Linked DNA regions of Homo sapiens: region 1 is linked to region 2. A link is an interaction called in ENCODE POLR2A ChIA-PET data of the cell type or tissue named here. Cell type or tissue: IMR-90. All regions are shown on one strand. Links, peaks and the distances in the headings refer to the core of each region. The heading gives the core; the rest is flanking DNA. Region 1 has its middle 10 kb from the start of SOX4. Region 2 holds the start of LINC03005 (long intergenic non-protein coding RNA 3005).

Region 1 (10,902 bases), core at 853-3,352, 1.1 Mb before region 2:
CCCTACAGTATCTGGACACTACACAATCTGCCTTAGCTTTAAAAAAATAAGTTCTCAGAGGAGTCTTGTCAAATGCTACCTTATCGAGGAACATTAAATGTCTCTTGGCCAGATTTCCTCTGACCCTGAAAATGATGGCATCAGCTGAATATGTGTCAACTCAACACATGCTTTCTAGGAATTTTCTGAGTTTACCATATTTAAAAACGCCCTTTGTCTTGGAATCTGAAAGAGGGGGAGGGGCAACGTGGACAGAATTCTTCACAGATGAAACTGGCTAGATGATCTTTTTTTCAAGTTGGTGCTCCTGGAGCTGCTTTCTCCTTGATTTGCCCATGCTTACCTCCAGCAGTGGCTGTAATTGGTTTTCGTGGGTTAAGGACAAATAAACTGTTATTATCAGTAGATTATACAGGAGGAGGCTTTTACCGATTATGAAATGCAAAACGTATGCATTTATGCATTTTTTTTCTCAAGCAGAAAGGTTGATGTGCTACAATCTTCATTTTTTGCCATGCCCAACATGGTGTTAATGTAAGAGAACTGCAGCAATAAGGATGACCTGGAGAAGCTGGCTGCATGTGGGCTCAGAGGAAAGCCCCCTCTCCAAATAGCACTTACTTTGGCTGCTGGAGATTTGTGCTTTTTCTAAGAATCAGGAAGGATTGTTGAGACTGCAAGGTGAAAAAGTACTTGGATTTCTTAAGGCCCATTACTCTTGGGTTTGGAACATACAACTTGCTAAGTGGCACTATTTCCTGTTTATTTTGAGAGTTAACAATTGCTATTAACTAACAAAAGCCATCTTCCAAATGTTAATTAAAAATGTGTCTTTTACTTGTCTTGAGTTTTTCAGCACTGGAGAGGAGGGGTTAACAAGCAGAAGTGTTTGGAAATTATCCCTTAGTCATTTGGATTGCTTGTAGATAAGGGAGTAGTATCCTGGAAGGTACATCTGGAAAAAGAGACCTTTTGAAGACTAGTCTAACAGGAGGGGGTTTTGTGGTTGTCCAACGAAAAGCAATAATGCACCCCCAAAAACCAGTATAACTTGTGTTTCAATATAATTTATCTCTTAAAGATAGCTACTAGTTTTCAACATTTTTTTCATGTGTGGTGCTCATATATTTAGTTTTAATTGCATTTGCGTTCTGCAATTGGAATTCCATTTTTTAAAATGACCTTAGAACAACATGGCATCTAAGTTTCTTCAAAGATCTTTGTAAAAGGAAGAACTCTTCTTTAGAAAAGTGCTTTTAATTTTTGTTCATTGCAGTGATAATATAATGGTTTAGCTTTTTTCAGATCCAAGGTATCAATACCATGACATAAATGAAGCCTTAAATGATGCCTTTTTTAAATGATGCATCTCTTTTAAAGCATATTTTTATTTCGGAGGGTTCTCCTGTTAGAACTGTTTCTTTTCCCTTGACTCTCTATGTAAAAGCAGATGTTTTAAATATTTCCTTTAAGAATTTTGATAACATTGGTTTAAAAATAAAAGCTGAAATGTGTGTGTCCTTCCTGTCAGGTGGTAAAGTAAGAAGCATTTTTGTACAATGTCTTTTTCTCTGAGTCTGTTTTCATTCGTAAGGGATACTTACTTGTTAGGTGGTACAAGGCATCCTAAACCTGCGAAACCAAACAGTTTAGTGTGATTTTTTTCTTACAGATAATTTGGATCAATAGAAAAGAGTAAGTTTCAGATTTTCTTTTAAGAATATCCAGCAATTGCTTCTGGCCCTGTGTTCCATCACAAATGTGAATCAGTGATACTTGCTTAAGCAAGTTTTGTCAATTCCTAGTTGAATTCCTTTAAGTGCCAAGAAAAAAAATAAAAAGCATGTAAGCTGAGAGGGTGGGCCCAGCTCCTGGGAAGGCTTTTAGGGTTTGTGTTTACCCTGCTTTTGAGGGTACTAGGGGAGCTAAGGGATTCTGAGGAAAGCAAGAAAGCAAAGGGTTAAATGGACATCAACATTTACCAAGGGTTTCCTGTGTTTGTAGGGTACACACAAATTAGAAGACATGGTCTGGGGAATACTATGGGTCAGAATGCTTAATCATGAATTTAAAACAAATTCAGGGATCCCAAGGAAGTATTTGAAAAGAGAGAAATGTTTAAAAAAAAATTTTTTTTTTTTAAGAATACAAACCCATCTGGCCGGGCGCGGTGGCTCACGCCTGTAATCCCAGCACTTTGGGAGGCCAAGGCGGGCGGATCACTTGAGGTCAGGAGTTTGAAACCAGCCTGGCCAATATAGCGAAACCTCCTCTCTACTAAAACTACAAAAATTAGTTGAGCGTAGTGGTGCACGCCTGTAATCCCAGCTACTCGGGAGGCTTAGGTAGGAGAATCTCTTGAAGCCGGGAGGCTGAGGTTGCAGTGAGCCAAAATCGCATCAGTGCACTCTAGCCTGGGTGACAGAGTGAGATTCTGTCTCAAAAACAAACAAAAAAATACAAACCCATCTACCCATTTGGATTTCTCAGAGTGTAAGGTTGGTATGCTTTATTTCTCTTTCTGGTGGTTTTTGTTTTGTGCCTCCTCCTGGCACCCCTCCTATTAAGGCCTACAAAATACCTCTCTAACCCATATTCACTAGGGTTTACTCCTACCCCTCTGATTCTTCCTGAAAAATGATATCTCCATACGCATTTCTCAATTTTCACTATCATTTGAAAGCTAAAGTGGAGGGGTGGGAAGAAAGCATCTCCAGACATCCGCATGGTGTTTCAGGCTCTGCCAAGTGTCTACCACCATTCCCCTGTGCCCAGGATAAAGTGCAGAATTCACATGCTGCTCTTCAAGGCCCTGCACAAAAGGGTTTTAAGCCCAACTTTCCAGTTCTTCCAAATTGCAGTATAACCAAACTGCTCTTTCCTGATAGACTGGAATTCTTGAAGGACAGAAACTAGGCATTGAATACTTCTTGCATTCCCCAGTTTGCTTTCCCTGCTTCTTTTCACATAATAAATGCTAAATTCTTATTTCTTGACTTTACATGGTTTCCATGGGTTCCTAAGAGCTTCCAACAGGCATTTGCATTTTATGCTGCTTGTGGTAAGCGCCAGCGCCGGATTGCATGAAAACCTGGATTAGAATGCTGCCTCTGAGACCAACAAGCTGGAGGACCTTGGACAGATTTCTCAGCCTTTTTAAGTTTCCGTGTTTTAAATCGTCATATAGAAAGAGAGCTATCTAATGTAGACAGCTGTGTTGGGAATAGAGTGCAGCGGCACGTGTGTGACATGTCGTAATGCCTGGCCTACCCCATGGGCTCGGTGAATGCTAGAACCTGACCTCATGGGTGGTTCTAAAAAGCTAATGTGTGTAAAGCCTAACACAGTGCCAGCAACACAGAAGATGCTTTAAATTCTAAAAATGGGGAGCAAAGCAGCGTGGCCGGGGTCCGAGCTGGGGTTCTGTCCCCACTGGGCTGTCGCCCCAGCTGGACTACCACCATGGAACTCAGGGCCGAATACCTCAGGGAGAAGCTGCAGCGGGACCTGGCGGCGGAGCATGTGGCGGTGGAGGACAACACGACCCTCAACCATTGCGCCTGTAGCTTCTGGCGGTGTCGGCCAAGTTCGAGGGGAAGCCGCTGCTTCAGAGACACCGCCTGGTGAACGCGTGCCTAGCAGAAGCGCTCCTGCGTATCCATGCCTTTGAACAGAAAACCCTAATCCCAGAGCAGTGGGCCCGTGAGCGGCAGAAATGAGGGACTGGGACCTGCACAGCCATTAAATTACAAATCTGGAAAAAAAAATTTCTAAAAATAAATCTCCTGAATCAATGTTTCTCAGTCTGCTACACGAATCCCCAGCATCAGAATTACCTGGAGATTCTTGTTAAGGGTAGCGATTATACAGATCGCCAGCCACCGTCAGACTGTGGGGATGGGGCCTTAATGAGCCCCCCATAGATTTCCAGTGCTCACTGAAGTTTGGAAATCAGTACCCTCACTGTATTTTAGCATATTCTCACAATAAGTATGCAGGCGAGGGATTATGACGCCCTCATTGTTTTAACATGGAGAAATTGAGTTGAGAATGGCCCAATGGCTGATCTGAGGTCACAAGATCAGAAGTGCCAGAAAGGGTATTGGAACTCTATCTCCTGAGCCCTAGAATCAGCCTAGAACTTATTTCTCTAAATAGATGTCTTCTCCATTTCTACCCAAGGCTTGGTCCCTTGGCAAAAATTGGCAGTCCCTGCACTTCCCTCAGCCCTCTGACTCCTATCCATTTTCTCAAGGATGCCCTTCCACCATCCTTGTTAAAAGTTTAAGTTTGGGCCGGGCGCCCGTCGCTGGTGCCTGTAATCCCAGCCCCTAGGGAGGCGAGGCAGGGGGATCACCTGAGGTCAGGAGTTTGAGACCAGCCTGACCAACATGGTGAAATCCCGTCTCCATTAAAAATACAAAAAAATTAGCTGAGTGTAGTGGCACATGCCTTTAATCCCAGCTACCCAGGAGGCTAAGGCAGGAGAATCGCTTGAACCTGGGAGACAGAAGTTGCAGTGAGCCAAGACTGTGCTATTGCACTCCAGCCTGGGCAACAAGAGTGAAAATCCATCTCAAAAAAAAAAAAAAAAGTGTAAGTTTAAGTAATTAGCCAAGTTAATGTGTGTGTGTGTGTGTGTGTGTGTGTGTGTATTCCAGTTAAACAAATGTGTGCTAAAAGATGAACCCAGGGACTGATTTTTGGTAGAAGTATCCAAGGCAGAGAACAGAAATAATATAAATATAGTGCCTGGAACTTCTGCTTTGTTGTTTAAAAGGCAGAGCTTCCAGCAAGTGAGAAAATTGGAAATTATTCAGAGCACACTCAGCCTTTATAGAGAGGGCTATCGTCTACCCATTATATCCTAATGAGATTGACCGTTGGCTACAGTTAACTTGAAGGGTTTTATGGTTTCCTGCATGTGTTGTTTTCCTTCTCTATGTTAAAAAGAAGAAAAAAAAAAACTCTCACATCACTAAACGGTATTTCCCAGGGGGATGTCTGACTAGGCTGCTGCATTTTGGTTTGGGCCTTAGTTAACAATGGACCTCTATGTGTGTATGTTTGTGGATACAGGTGATAATAAATTTAGCCCATTTTATTTTCTTTTGACAGTTTCAATTCAGGGCAGTTGGTTTATGGGGTACCGCCAAACAAGCCAGGCCTAAGTCAAGTCATGGCAGGAAGTTTCTTGTAGGGCCTTCCTTTACCCTGCAGATTTTTTGTTGAAGGACAAAGTTCTAAGTCATTTGTGGACCAATATACACAGCTGCTTTGCATCATACGTAAGACATTCTAAGGGTATTCCATTTGAGTGTTTTTTTTAAAGGGCAGGACATTAAGAAACAAATGAAATATCATTTACTTAGCCCACTTACTTCTTTAGATATTTTTCCAAATACATAATTCTTTGGATTAGTTTTTAAACACATAATGAATGTGCTATTTCCTGACATAACATGCAGTTGAAAGGCAAGTGAAAACACTATTATCCTTAGTAGGTAGGCTCTCTCCAGGCAGTGAATGCCCAGCAGTGTAGGGCGATGGTTGGCTAATACATGTGATGCATGTAACTGCTTTTATAAGAGCTAAGCAGAAGGAGCCTGTTGAATGATCAGTTAGCTCCCGTTGTATATGTGGTTAATTGTTACTTTCTTTCCTACCGGCCCCTGCCCTAACTTCCTCAGATCAACACCTAAAGCCTGTGAAAATAGTCTCTTCTGGAACCCCTGACCTTCAGTCTCTGCCCCTGCTTTCTCTCTTCCCATTCCCACACTTTCTATGTGGACCTTTTATCTCTCCTGTTTGCCAATCCCCCTCAGACTTTGAATAATTTATCTGAAGTTCCTGGGAAGTTGTGGGGCTGTCTGTAGTCTCAAAATACACTGCACTTTGTTCCTTCTCTAGGCCGAGGTAGGTCCAAAAGCCTGTCTTTGAAAGAGGTGGTACTAAGTACATTGAGGGATTTACTAACAGTTTTAATTTTTTGGATGAGCACCCAATGAATCCAAAAGCTGGAGGAAAGAAAAAATAAGGGGCAAAAGATGAAGGTGAATACTACTTTGTAATTCTGATATCTCCCAAAGAATGTCAAGTAAATTAAGGGAACACTGATTAAGATTTCCAGTTCCTATTGTTATAACAATGTATTTTATACATGTCTTTTCAAATACATGAGAGTTTTCCTTGAGTAGTTACTAGAAGTGGAAAGTGCTGGATCTTAGTCTTATAGACATAGGCTTTTGACAGTTTCCGTACCCTGGAGCTGGTTAGGCGTAAAGTGGTTTGAGGAGAGAAAAACTAGTGATATGTCTAAATGAACACAGGTTAAAAAGTAAACCAAACTTTGAAACAATCATTTTAACCCCCGGAGAAGGTGAATAGATTATTTTAATATGTAAGCAGATACATCTGCAAATCATACTGAGATGATTTTTCTATCCCAAGTGTCTGATAACATATATGAATAGAAAAGCGAACAATTACAGAAACAGCCTTGACACTGACATGGTGACAAAGTATGGGGATTTTAGTACTTCCGAAATAAACATCAGAACAGAGATCAACTCTCTTCGGTCTTTTTCTTCTTCCATTAGAACTCATCAGGCTGATTCCCATTTCTGCATTACTAGCCTTACTTTTTTTTTTGCTAGGCTCTGTGATGCAAGGAACAGAATCACTCAAGTAACCTGAAATCATGGGGCTTTATTACAAAGAGACACGGGGCTTTATTACAAAGAAACACAAGACTACAAGGGAACTGAAAATGTCATGGTAGTTCTGGGAGAAATAGTGTTCAAGATCCACGGCAGCTCTGGAGAGATTAAGTGGTTACCAATTTAGCATTAAGATTATGCAGATAATTAATATTGCTCAGGTATTCTCTTAGTATTCCTGTGTGTGTTGATTTTCTCCCAATACCAAATCTTGCTTCTGTTCTCCATATTTTGTCCTTCATATTCCCTTTTAAGACAGCTCTGGGCCGGGCACGGTGGCTCAGGCCTGTAATCCCAGCACTTTGGGAGGCCTTGGTGGGCGGATCACTTGAGGTCAGGAGTTCAAGATCAGCCTGGTCAACATGGTGAAACCCCGTCTCTATTAAAAATACAAAAATTGTTGGGAGGCCGAGGCGGGTGGATCACGAGGTAAGGAGATTGACACCATCCTGGCTAACACGGTGAAACCCCGTCTCTACTAAAAATACAAAAAAATTAGCCGGGCGTGGTGGCGGCCGCCTTTAGTCCCAGCTACTCAGGAGGCTGAGGCAGGACAATGGTGGTGAACCCAGGAGGCAGAGCTTGCAGTGAGCTGAGATCGCGCCACTGCACTCCAGGCTGGGCGACAGAGCAAGACTCCGTCTCAAAAAAAAAAAAAAAAATTGGCCGGGCACTGTGGCTCATGCCTATAATCTCAGCACTTTGGGAGGTCAAGGTGGGCATATCACGAGATCAAGAGATCGAGACCATCCTGGCCAACATGGTGAAACCCCATCTCTACTAAAAATACAAAAATTAGCTGGACGTGCTGGCACAAGCCTGTAGTCCCAGCTACTCGGGAGACTGAGGCAGAAGAATCACTTGAACCCGGGAGACGGAGGTTGCAGTGAGCCAAGATGGTGCCACTGCACTCTAGCCTGGCAACAGAGTGAGACTTCGTCTCAAAAAAAAAAAAAAAAAATTTGCTGGGCATGGTGGCATGCACTTGTAATCCCAGCTACTCTGGAGGCTGAGGTAGGAGAATCGCTTGAACCCGGGAGGTGAAGTTGCAGTGAGTCGAGACGGTAACCACTGCACTCCAGCCTGGGTGACAGAGCAAGACTACATCTTAAAAAAAAAAAAGACAGCTCTGCATGGCAGTTATTTCATCAATTACTTACCAAGCAATGAAACGGCTGCTTTGGGGTTGTGTGCCTACTTTTGGACAAATCACTTATTAATGTATTATATTCTTCACTCTCCCATCCCTCTTTGTTTTGCTTTTGTTCCTAGGGTCTCATGGCCCTCATACGTCCTCTTATATTTTTTCTTTGATCTTCATATACTAAGGGAGGGTGAACCCCAGGCTTCATGGAACATCCACCCTTCCTCCTCTACCATCCACAATATCCTCATTTCAAACAGACTGGCTTGGCTTTTATCTATTTAAAATTCTAACCTTTTCCCTATAGCTCGAATTTTGGCACTCAGGCCTAGAGATATAAAGAGTAGAGATTAAATATGCCACATTCTAAAGGGAAGCCAGGTGATGCCCTTACCCCAGTAATCCAGAGCAGAAAGGATCCTACCATAGTCAGTATTCCCCTCCTCAACACGGCTCCTCCAGTCCAAATAAGCACAGGATTGGAAAAAGGGAAGGAAGAGAGCCAAGGAGTCCTGAAACATCCTCGAGGGGAACCCAGTGCTTCCTCACCCCATTCCAAAACCAAGTGACGGGAAAGTTCCAAAGGATTCTCCAGGAGAATAATTCATAAGAGAGTGGGGTGTCTGCAGGAAGGGAAGACTGGCATTTTATTTGTAGTCCGTCATCTGCTTAACCAGCTGAGTTGTTCTACCAGAGAGAGAGGGGGTCGGGAATGTGCAGATGGGCTGGAGAGGATTGTTGACTATCTGCTTTCTACCATTCGACACAGCAAGGATATGCATCTCCATGGGTCAAGTACATGGAAGCAGGAATTGATGAATCAAGAAGGTTGTGGGGAGTACTGTGGTGAGCGGGAATTAGAGTGGTATAGAAGAATTCTGTCTGGAGTTTTCCAAGGCAGAATGGACTTGGAGGAAAGAAGGACCCACCTATGCGCTCTTGGGAAAACCAGCATTTGGATGCCCACTTTTAAAAAGGCCCATCAATGGCCAGTAGGTGTTAGCTGGAGAATCAGCTCACAGCGACAGCCACAGGCCTCTAACGGTGACTGGTTAAGTAGAGGGATACTTGTATTTTTCCCTGTCCTGCATCCTTTCCCCAACACACTAGAGGAGCTAGGCTTTGAAGTAAGAGGGGAGAAAGTATCTTCCTACTCCAAGCAACTCAAGTTGACTCAGAAGTAGAAGAGAGTGACTTAATTATTCATTTCGAGACAGGGCCCCTCTCTGATCCCCAGGCTGGAGTGCAGTGGCACAATCACAGCTCAGTACAGCCTCAACTTCTTGAGCTCAGTCGATCCTCCCACCTCAGCCTCCCAAGTAGCTGGGACTACAGGCATGTGCCAACACATCTAATTTTTGTCTTTTTTGTAGAGAAGGCAGCCATGTTGCCCAGGCTGGTCTCGAACTCCTGAGCTCCAGCAGTCCTCCCACCTGGGCCTCTCAAAATGTTGGGATTACAGGTATGAGCCACTGTGCCAGGCAAGATGAGATTTAAGTCAGGTTTGAGGGTAAATTTTAAAACCGGATTAACATTAAAAAAATAATTAAAGGAGGCTGGGCACGGTGGCTCATGCTTGTAATCCCAGCACTTTGGGAGGCCGAGGTGGGCAAATCACCGGAGGTGGGGAGTTCGAGACCAGCCTGACCAACAGAGAAACCCCGTCTCTACTAAAAATACAAAATTAGCTGGGCATGGTGGCGCATGCCTGTAATCCCAGCTACTCAGGAGGCTGAGGCAAGAGAATTGCTTGAACCCAGGAGGCAGAGGTTACGGTGAGCCGAGATCGAGCCATTGCACTCCAGTCCGGGCAACAAAAGCCAAACTCCGTCTCTAAAATAAAATAATAATTGAAAGCCGGGCGCAGTGGCTCACGCCTGTAATCCCAGCACTTTGGGAGGCGGAGGCGGGCAGATCACAAGGTCAAGAGATTGAGACCATCCTGGCCAACATGGTGAAACCCCGTCTCTACTAAAAACACAAAGATTAGCTGGGCGTGGTGGCACGCGCCTGTAGACCCAGCTACTCCGGAGGCTGAGGCAGGAGAATTGCTTAAACCCAGGAGACAGAGGTTGCAGTGAGCCGAGATTACGCCACTGCACTCCAGACTGGTGACAGAGCAAGACTGTCTCAAAAAAACAAAACAAAACAAAAAAAAAAACTACATAATTTAAAGTGACTAGCAAGTTATACACATACCACAACGTTATCTGGTATTCCTTCGTTTTGTTTTGTGTCGTATCATGATGCCGATCATGTAACACTATATCCTACTGTTGGAACTGAGACAGCAAAATATAAGGAAGTCCCTGGAGAACCCCTGACTGGCCTGCCCAGTGGGAGAACGGGGTGGAGTCGCGGGAAGTTTTCACCCTTTTCAGTGGGGAAGGAAGCTGACCTCTCCTGTTCCCTGGAATTCAATCTATGAGATGGGGGCCTGTTAATAGGAAGCTCTCTCGCTTTGCTGAGTTTTTTCTTCTTTTCACCTAATAAATTCCATTTTTATCACCCTTCAAAGTGTCAGCGAGCCTAATCTTTCTTGATCGTGTGTGACAAAGACCCTGTATTCAGCTGAACCAAGGAGAAAGTCCTACTGTGTCCGGAATTGGTAGGTTCTTGGTCTCACTGACTTCAAGAATGAAGCTGCGGACCCTCATGGTGACTGTTACCGTTCTTAAAGGCGGCATGTCTGGAGTTTGTTCTTTTTGATGTTCGGATGTGTTCGGAATTTCTTCCCTCTGGTGGGGTTCGTGGTCTCACTGGCTCAGGAGTGAAGCTACAGATCTTTGCAGTGAGTGTGTTATAGCTCATAAAGGCAGTGTGGACCCAAAGAGTAAACAGCAGCAAGATTTATTGCAAAGAGCAAAAGAACAAAGCTTCCGCACTGCAAAAGGGGACTCGAGTGGGTTGCCACTGCTCGTTGGGGCAGCCTGCTTTTTTTCTCTTATCTGGCCCCACCCACATCCTGCTGATTGGTCCATTTTACAGAGAGCCCGGTGGTCTGTTTTGACAGGGCGCTGATTGGTGCGTTTACAATCC
Region 2 (10,902 bases), core at 4,534-7,033:
CTTCATTTTTTTTCCTCATGGCTTGAACACATTATTTAGTGGATTGAGTTTTACCTTTTCCTGCAGTGGGAGTGGCTGCTTTTCTGTTAAATATTACTGGGTTTTATTAAGAGATATTAAGAGAAACCCTTGCCATATGGCAATTTCAAAGAAAGAAGGAATTAAAAAAGGGAGCTATGTTTGCTTTTATTTTTACCGGATGTTTGAAAAGCTAGAAGTAACCCAGAGGAGAGTAGGCCAGGGGTTTTGTGTCAGTGGGTGGAACGCATTTGCTGTGAAATGTGATGGAATGTTTACTGAGCTATTTTCCTCAAAAATAAAAATGTTCCTGCTCTCATATCCAGTTTACACAGCAGTAGCCTTTTTAAAAATGTTGCCTCCGCGATGGGCGGGCAGGCTTCGTGTTGCTCTCTTTGGAAGTAATGGCTCAAGGTTGTGCCTGGCTACGCTCACACTGTTGGGCAAAAGCACAGACAGATACGCTCCATTTCCAAGCATGTGGGAGCTGAGTTCCATCTCTTTCAGGTATTTACTAAAGACATATCTAATGGATGGGAGGAAATCTAATCCTAACAATGTTTTCTTGCTGTCTAGGTTAACATATGTGTTTCTATGCCTGACTCTCAACCTTGGACCTGTACCTCTGCAATCACTTGGCCCTGGATGGATGAGGGAGGGTGGCATGTGAATAGAAACTGGACCAGGGAGACCACCAAGGAATGATGTGCCCTCGAGCAAGGTCCTCATTCTCTTTGAGCCTCTAGATTCTGTTAGAAGAAAGCAATGATACCATCTAACCTGATTAGGACAGTTATTTATTTGTAATAATTCTATGCATATAGAAAGAGATGGAATTTAATATAATAAAATCATAGCAGTGGTGATGTTAGTGGAGTGGGATTTTAGGAGAATCTGGTCTTCCGTGTCTCTGGATTTTCTGTAATTTTTCCTACGCACACACATGCATACTTGCACACACTAGTGACAACAACAACATTAAAAGGCTTTTGGGCAGGTCTTCACAATGAATAATTCATATTATTTACTCTTCATATGCACCAATACTCTTCAGTCAAAAAAATAAAATACATATAAAATACCTACAAAGTATATATACTCTATCATACTCCTTCATGGATTGTTTTGAAATTAAATGATTGAGCAAAAGTGCTTAATATCTTATAGCTTATTTTATAGGTATTAATTGTTATTTTGGAAATTATATTACCATTACTATATTGCTATCTGAAGTAACTAGTTTGTCACAAACATACATATACACATATATTATATGATTTTTATATTGTTATCATGTATCTCTCTCTATCATCTATCTATCTATCTATCTATCTATCTATCTATCTATCTATCTATATCTCCAGTAATTTGAACACTATTTGGGGTATTACATTTTTATTCATTTAGTGAGGGAATGTTAGTTAAAACTTTATTTTGGAAATGTGAAGATGAACTGTTTTGGAGGCTAGTTTTAAAAATTAAAAAGTGTGTTTTTTTAAACAACAGCAACAAAAGACCAGATCTTTATGTTGTCTTAGTTACTACCATAGTTTTAAAACTTCCATGTTTTCCAAGTCTGTGATTTTCTCTCTTTGAAATTCACTTTAGATGTCTGAGTGCCTTTTTTTTTTTTGACAGAGTCTCGCTCTATTGCCCAGGTTGGAGTGCAGTGGCGCGATCTCGGCTCCCTGCAGCCTCCGCCTACCGGCTTCAAGTGATTCTCCTGCCTCAGCCTCCTGACTTTTTCTTTTTCTTTTCTTTTTTTCTTTCTTTTTTTTTTTTTTTTACAGTGGATCCTGCATTAGAAAACCACCAACTTATTGTAACTTTTAGTTAATTATAAAAAGATAACTTTGTCATTGTTCAATCTTATAAAACAATGAAACCAAGTATAAACTATTTTAAGTAAATTGCTTTTATGGGATTTCTCTTTTCAGAATTGACTGTGGCTCCATGGTTTGTTGTAATTAATTAAACCGTGTTCATTTGGAGTTTTGATCAAATTAGCTAAATATATTTATTTTATTCTATATTTGACCAAAAGTTTGTTAGTATTAGCGTCATCTAGATTTTAGAGACAGTAATAAAAACTGGTCAAAATACTAAGTGGGAAAGTGTACTGCTGTAGCTTATCAATGTTAGAGCTTGAAAATACCTAAAAAACTGAACGCAAACAAGTAAACAAACAGAAAGAAAAAGCAAGAGCGCTAAATCCAGACGTATGCATACAAGCAGTATAAATTACCAGAAAAAACACTAGGTCAAGGTAAGGGGGGCATGAATTCCTAGTCCAGCTTTGGAATTCCCATGTGGATTTAGGTGAACTGCCCCTAAGCCTCAGTGCCCTTTATTCACAAATAGATTTAATTGGGCCAAAACAGTTCTGTAGGAAGTACCAATAGAAGGGAGTGTATGTCCTGTGCACATTTAATTTTGAACTATAGAAGCTCTATTTTTGTATGTTTTATATATTCCTGTCTTATGTACAGTTCAGTTTGGAGTGAAGTAAGTGTTCTCTGTTTAAAAACTATTAATGTATACATATTCCTCTCTAAGTAATCACTGAGACAGGCTGGCCTCCTCTAATACATGATTTAGGATACTCATTGTGTAGAGAAATCCTCGTATCTGGAATAATGTGGAGAATAAGAGTATGAATAGTGAAAATGATTCATTTAGTCAAATATTTATTGGTATCTACTATATGATAGAAAACTGAGGTCATAAAACAGCAAATCTTAAAAGGAAGTTCTGGATTGGAGTTAGGAAACCTAGAATTCAGTTGGGTCTAACCACACTAGCCCTGTCACCTTAACAAGTCAAATTTCTAGAGCTAGCTTATAATCTGATTTTCTGAACATATACCTTGTCAAATGTTGCTTTGGTTTCTAAATGTCCACCTACCCATTCCCTCTTATGGCAGCCCAAATATACTAAAACTTCCTTCCTTTTTTTTTTTTTTTTCTGAGCTAGAGTCTCGCTCTTTTGCCCAGGCTAGAATGCAGTGGCGTGATTATGACTCACTGTCACCTTTGATCCTGGGCTCAAGCGATCCTCCCACCTTGGCCTCCCAAAGTGTTGGATTTTCAGGTGTGTGCCACCAAGCCCGGCCTCAGACTTACTTCTGATAATGTAACTCTGACTATACTAATTCGATTTAATTACTCTATGATTTTAGGTTTTAGTTTTCTAAAAACTCCTTTCCAGCAAATTTTTTACTCCTCACTTGTGTTCGTTTTGTCTATCATTAAGGTATTATTGCTTTACTCCTAACATGGGAAGCTCTCAGCTCCTTTAAAACACAACTTTGGGAGGGAAATGCTTGCATCCACTTGCATCTACTTTTCCATGAATTACTTGAACAAGTATTTGTCCACGGCAGGAGGGATTGAGCATGGTGGGATGGATTTGCAGAGTGTCTATTAATAACAATGATGAAGGGACGAAAAGCGAAAAAGAGACTGACAAGTAATGATCACAAAAAGAGAAAAGAGAATTTTCCAAGTAGAAATACAACACATGTTTCCTGACCTTCACAGAGGAATTTAAGTTTATGTCATTATAAAGCTCTGAAGATATTTCAATGATTATGATGGACAAAATGGAGCTCTTAAATAATCATACAGGTATGTAGCAGTTCATACTTAACATTAATATAGTATTATAGAGTATTATAAAAGTTCAAAGCCTGAGGTCATCTTTGCTAGATGATTTCTATGTCAATGAAAACTCAAATGTATAAGCCAAAAAGATTGCATGCACTGAGCTATCATCCTTCTCACATTCTTATATTTATGAAAACTTGTGCTAAAATTTCATTATCACCAACGTTTCTATCCTAATAAAAGAAAAATAACTCACAATAGAAAGATACCCATGCCAGTCAGTGGGCAGGAATACACTACGCAATTTCACGTCTCTAAGACCACAGATCAAAATAAATTACCCCACTTAAGGCAGACAACAGCAGGAGGACCTGACCTGGCCTGTGGTCCTATCCACTCCCTTTTCTGTAGGTTTTTGTTCATTCTAAATATAAGTGATCAGTTCTTACAAGTTTATATTCAAATAAGGGTTCAGAAGTAAATAAATGCATCTCTTCATTCAGTCAAGTAAAGTAATCCAATTTTCCTAGTGTATGCACATATGTTAGTGGTTTGCTAATATATATATATATTTTTTCTTTTTTAGAAATACATGTGCTGTGGCTTCAAGGGTGGAAAATTTTACACACTTATATAAGTAAGGAGGTTTACTTGTAACCCTTTTGCATATGTTTTGGAGAAAACCTCTTTAAGAAAATAAATATTGCTTTAGCACCTAGAAATACATATAAAATACTGTGTTTAAATATCTCTCTTCCAGACCCTCCAAACAGTAGTATCAGGCCAATGGTTCTTTTGGTGCCTCGTCTTGGCACTGCGTTTATTCTAAAACATATTCTAGAAAACACCAAGTAGGTATGCCAGTTATGACCTTCCAAATACATTCCACTTCTCAGCATGCTAGAATATATTTAAAACAGATTATATTTTCCTTCTGTGTTTCAGTTTTCACAGTTAATAAGACAGGCATTTCCATGGCTGACTTGCTGTTTTCATGGATAGCAAATATTCTGATTAGTATTCCAGATGCCAAGTTTACCAAATTTTATTCAGAATAGGAAATGCCATAGAAATTAAAGGTTTTGCCTCTTACTGTTTATAGCTAAAACATCAAAATAATAATATATAGCTAATATTCATGATTGTTCTGGTAGCTGCTGTTTCTAATGAAATATCCCTTGAACCAGTGTGCCTTGAAAAATATTCATGTGATGTAGAAGCTGCTGAGTTTAAAAAATATCTCCTAGCACTAATCTTATATTTAAAACTGTAACATAAAATCTTGCTTTGGATCAGAGAGATGACAAGGAGATTTGGAACAATGACTCTCCTGTCATTTCAGTCCTTATGACCTAAACTTCTTTGCTATTCTATCATATACAACAAACCTTTTAATACCCTCTCCAAGTGGGAAATAGTTGAAGGTAACGTTGTGTAGGTTGCTGGTAAGATTTTCCAACTATTCTTGGGAAACTAACATAATGAGTTGTGTTTCAGTACAAGATCTACCATAACTTCCTAACCTCTTTTTTTCACAGGGAAAATGGACCCAGTGTTTCAAAAAAAAAAAAAAAAAAAAGGAAGCTCAGGCATTTTTTCCCTCATTTTGACTCATCATATGTTTTATGATGTTATGATATTAAACATGGTGTTGTAATAAATAAGATCAATAAAAGTCAATAAGTGATTGGATGGGAAATGGAGGAAAATGTAGATGTTATATGGCAGTGATGATGGAAATAGGTATTTCCAAGAGGGATGATAGTGCAACTTGTGGGTCACATGAATTTGTCATACTTTCCAAAGATCAGTCAAAAACTATAAAAGGGATCCTTTTGAATTTTAAATATTGTATTCTTCATAAAATGTCGGCTAATTTCACTGTTACATGGGCTGACAGGTTTATTTATTAAGCCTAGAAGTTTTCTTCTTAATTAGTTTAATAATAACATTTTGGGTTGAATGCACTATAAACTTTATTTTGAGAGCACCTGCAACTGGAAGAATAACCTGAAATTACATTGATAATGGGTGTGTAAATTGAGCTGTTTTCCAGATCTGATGAATTTTTCTCTATTGAGAATTTTCCAGAAAGAAATATATTTCACTCAGTCTGGCATACAATAGCTAGCACCATTTTCCTGTCTCATACTCAAGGTCAGTTTGATAGAGGATGTGAGAATGCATAGCTGATTGGCCAGCTATACTGCCACCCAGTTAATGTTTAACGATGGGTGCTGGCTTTAGCAATCTTCATGGGTATTGTTCTGTCTGGATCCTTATCTCAGGCTGGTTTATAGTTAGAAGAGTCTCTAAAACTTTTTGAGAATTATTTATTCATGATCTCTGGTGGCTATAATTTCAGTTTAAATCCAGAGCAAAGAATCAGCATGATGCTATCTTCTTTCTCTAGAAGTTCAATAAATTGAAGAGAAAGTAAATTGCCATTAGCAAGGAAATTCACATTTAAAAAAAAATGCATGTCTGTTAGGATGCAGTGGCCCAATATGCCTTCAAAAAGTAAGAACTCTCTTCTTAAAGGCAGAATCAGGTTCATGACCTAAGAATCTGCCTTCTTATACTACATCAAAGAGAAGAAAGAAAAGAAGGAAGGAAAAAGGAAAGAATTTTATCAGGCCAAGAATTCCCTTCTTCTTTCCTTCGTTCTCTTTAATGTAGTATAAGAAGGCAGATTCTTAGGAAAGACAAAAAGAAAAACTGAAAGAAGGAAGGAAAGAATGAAGAAAAAAGGAAGAAATAAAGGCAGAGAGTAATTAAGAATAAGCTACTTTTTGAAAGTTATCCAAGTAAGTTAATTATAAAAGCAAAATAAATGTCCAGATCTAGTCACATTTACACAAATTAGCATTAAGTTCTTTTTCAGTCATTTGTTAGTTGTCATTCATTCATTCTTCCAAGCTTGTGCTAAGAGCCGGAAGAATGATAGAAAAGACTCTTACCATATAAGGCAATGGTTTAAAACCATGGGCAAAACCCTACCTTTGAATACTTGACTGTCAGCAAAGTGACCTCCACAAAGTGCCATCCAATTTCCATTCCCCTTCCAGCTTCTTTGATGTTTCCAGGAACTGATAAAGTATGCCTTCTGCATTTAATATTTATAAATTGGTTAAATGTCTCAGGCTTTGGTCTAAGCCATATAACATAGGGCAAAGAATGAAAGAGGTTAGTCAGATCAGAGAGAAAAGCAAAGAGAGAAAGGGTCTCAACAGAGCTGTAGTTATTTTCTGTAACCAACTGGCCCTCGAAAACAACTGACATCCTTAGTCAGATGCTAAGCATGTGATGTGGAATGGCCATGGCTGGCACCCTTCACAGAGGATCGTGCGTCTCCACTGTGCAGGTGTTTCTGCTCCTGGAGGCCTGCCAGCCAGCAACCTGATTCTCTGAAGGGATCATACACAGTTGCCTCCTAGTTAAAACGGGACACTTATGCAAACACAGGATCCACTGTTGTTAAATTGAGTTGCTCTTGTTACCTTTCATTCTCTGGTTGTAAATGAGAGAAGCAGATGCTGGCAATGCAGGCTTTACAATGCTTGTTTTTCTACTCATTTAAATCGGCACCCACAGCTTCTACATAGAGACTACATAGCTCTGAAACGATGCATGAAATGGAAAAAAATGGGAACAATTTTTGCCCTGAATGCCCAGGTCACAGAAATTACAGACGCAGATTCACACAACAAATGGTGCTAAGTCTCCATTTAGTTTCAGCAAAGATTTAAGCTGACTGTAGTTGGTTGTGCCAATAAGCAGATAATTGAGTCAAAGGAGAATAGGGACTTAGGTGTGTCCCCTTCTTTGACACCATCTCATATGAATCTTTTGAAGTCCTCTCCTTTTTTCCTACACCACCTACCAGTTTGTACTCCTCTATCACATTTCTTCCTGATTTTTGCTTTCCTTTTTGCTATGTGCCCTCTCCAAATATTCAAAACTTTATTTTCGTGCACTCTTTTCTTCCCTTCTATTTTATTTTTCCTTGAAAGTCCCTTACACATAGCACCTTCTCAGAAAGCATATTAAAGGGAGGCAGAATAAGAATGGGGTCATAGGGTTTAAGTATTTATTAAAAATAGAGACATATTCAAGAAGCAAAGCCACCAAATGACCCCTCTCTATAGGTGCCAGTCCATGTATTCTAAAGAAACAAAAGCTATGCTATGTCACTAAAGTTATGACTATCAACCGATTGTCTGCTGGAAGTACTTAGGATAGGTCACTTTGCTAAGCAATGTACGCTTGTCTGTGAATACCCATAAAACTGGATGGGGTTACTTCCCAGCTTTCTAGCTCTCACTCCAGACCTGTCTCTCTCAGTCTAAGAAGGAGATCAAATACAAGAGTAGAAGTTGTATTGGGAGTATAACAATGAAATTTATTTTAAATAAAGCAAGATCTAAATTCATACTGCATTTTAAAGGTTCTGCTTCTCAGAAATCTTGCTATTCAGATGTATAAATGAGGCTGAGCAGGCTTCCCTTTCTTTGTGGATTGTTACTTGATCTTTGAGAATTTATGGGGTTTCCAGGAAAAGTGTAAGATTTGACATCAGGATACTGGCCTTACTGTTCCAGCTGAGGCATCTACCAGTTGCATGAACTATCTACATTACTTTGCTTCTCTAAGCCTGTTTTATTTCTATTTTTCTTTTTCATAGTGACAAAATTGGAATAAATTCCTTTTGAGAATTGAGTGAGTCAAATGAGATGAAATGTGTTCAAGACCTTTTACAATTAAGCAACTGTGAATAGAGAAGACTATCATCTATTCTATGACAGTAGCCATTACTACAATTTCAGATGTCTAACCTGTAAGAGATTCTTTTAACTTCTTTAGAAATCACCATATTGGCATATACCCATATATTTTCAAAGTGAGAACCTGAGATCAGTATAAAGAGTCTGTTTCGCCTGGTGACTAGAAGCATGAACTTTGTAGCCAGACTGTTTAAATCCCAACTTGGCTAATTTGGTGTTTTTTCCCCCATTGGTGAAATGTGGATAATAATACTGCCTACAACATAGGAATGATATGAGGATTCTGTGATGCATAATGATCCATAACATTTACTGAATTAAGAGAAATAATGTAAGATAAACTGTGACCTGCTCCAGGATTTTATTTGCACAACTACTGTCATTGATAGTCTAATCAAGTGTCGAAGGCTGCAAATACCATTTGATTTTAGAACTTTTACACAGAAATCAGCACCACAAGTTTCTTATGCTGCTGATAATATTTGAATCCTTTCTATTTTTACCTTCTCTTCCCTAACAAACCACTTCCCATGATTCATTTTTATTGCAATCAAACAAGTGCTGCTCTAATGGCATGTAGAATTTAATCAATTAATGGAGTTCAATAGGCCATTTCCAGTTGCAATATTTTGAGAGGTTAATTTTGCAAACACCTGAATACTTTGGAAGATTATAGAACAGCCTGAAATTACTGAGTAGATGCCTAATCTCAGTGGACTGAAAAGAAAGGGATCAATATATAAGTGAAACCTTTTCTCTACCAAACGTCCTTGGACAAGTTGCTAATTCCCCACTGAAGCAGGATCTTCATCTTAAATATACATTGCCAGGTTGTTTTAAAAAATAATTGTTCTGAAAAATTGTTCGTGCCCTGGCTATATTTATCATGTATGCTAGCTTCCTTCTTTACCGTACCTGCATTGTTGATTCCTGGAAATAAACAACTATTCATGACAAAAAAAATTATCATTCAAACATAACATAAAATACTATCAAAGTGACCATAAAAACAACAATAGCAACAACCAAAGAGCAAAAGAAAGAGAAAAAAAGGAGGTGTGTGAGTGCGTGTGTGTCTGTGTGTGTGGGTATGTATGTAGATAGATAAGAAAGATAATTGTTAATTGATTCTTAGACATTTCATTTAGGTTTTTGGATTGCTGATTAATTTGACCAATACATTTATTTACTACCTATATTATAAAGAATGGTTTATAGCAATAGTCATAGAACATTGTTAGCAAAATTAACCTTTTTATAACTGATATGTTAAAAGTAAGAGTTAACTAATTCATAATAAGAATTAACTGGTTGGCTATGCTTTAACATTTTCCACGTAAGACACAAATTCAATTGAACACATTTCTTTGCCCTTGAATTCTCAGACTTTCGTCTACATTAGAATCACCTGGAAGGCTTGACAAACACAGATTTGTAGGTCCGTCCCCAGAGTTTCTCATTGAGTAGGTATGGGGTACAGGTCAAGGATTCGTATTTGCAAAAAGTTTCACAGTTATGGCCGGGCGCAGTGGCTGACGCCTGTATTCCCAGCACTTTGGGAGGCCGAGGCGGGTGGATCATGAGGTCAGGAGATCGAGACCATCCTGGCTAACACGGTGAAACCCCGTCTCCACTAAAAATACAGAAAAAAAAATTAGCCGGACGTGGTGGCGGGCGCCTATAGTCCCAGCTGCTGGGGAGGATGAGAGAGGAAAATGGCGTGAACCCGGGAGGCGGGGCTTGCAGTGAGCCGAGATCGCTCCACGGCAGTCCGGACCGGCCTGGGCGAAAGAGCGAGACTCCGTCTCAAAAAAAAAAAAAAAAAAAAGTTTCACAGTTATGCTGATGCTGCTGGTTTGGGAACCACACTTCAAGAACTGCTGTCCAATAGTTTCTTTTCAAGCAATTCATTGTAAGGTAATTGATTTTTATTGTGCTAGGCTGTTAACTTATTTGGCTTCCTGTGAATCACATCCTCTGGGTACCAATGCCCTTTGCACGAATATGGGATGGGCTGGTGGCTTGTTTTAAACAATAGAATGAGGCAGAAATGATGCTGTCCTAGTTGTGGACCTGAGCTTTGAGATGGTCTGGTAGCTTTTACTTTTGTGCTAGTAGAAAGCAGCCAGCACATGAAAAAAATCTAACTACTTTGAGACCCTTATGTTTGAGAAAGTTCAAGATAAGTGCATGGAGAGGCCACATAGCAGAGAATTGAAGAACCAAGCCAGCAGGGAGAACAGGTCCCAGGCAGACAGCCCCTGCCTGATGGCTCCCATCATCCAGACAGCATAAATTTATCTTACGGGTGAGGCCACTGTAAACCAGCTAGCCATCAGTCAGCACTAAGTAAAGCAGAAAAACTGCCAGCTCAACCCATGATCATGAGAAATAATAAACTGTTTTTGTTTAAGCCATTCAGTTTTTGAGGTGACTTTTTAAGGCAGTGTTAGAAAGTTAAAACAAAATTTGTATCTGCAAGTACAATGTGTCTG

Evidence for each region. ChIA-PET counts read pairs that join two places held together with the same protein. Peaks named below come from ENCODE experiments on the same cell type or tissue, not always from the same donor. Only the 100,000 strongest peaks of a DNase experiment are listed, where the experiment ranks them.
Region 1: POLR2A ChIA-PET joins it to region 2 with 12 read pairs; 2 of 35 experiments call an interaction of 5 or more read pairs at or near these places.

What each region holds. Positions count from the first base shown.
Region 1 is chr6:21,598,666-21,609,567 of GRCh38, forward strand. It overlaps the pseudogene BOLA2P3. Among named protein-coding and RNA genes, the nearest start is that of SOX4, 10 kb to the left of the region's middle. In IMR-90, for the core only: no CTCF peak of the experiment used is centred there; no DNase peak of the experiment used is centred there.
Region 2 is chr6:22,711,098-22,721,999 of GRCh38, forward strand. It overlaps LINC03005 (long intergenic non-protein coding RNA 3005), which reads right to left and starts at 6,827. Exons shown (of 3, transcript NR_134614.1): 1 at 6,624-6,827. In IMR-90, for the core only: no CTCF peak of the experiment used is centred there; no DNase peak of the experiment used is centred there.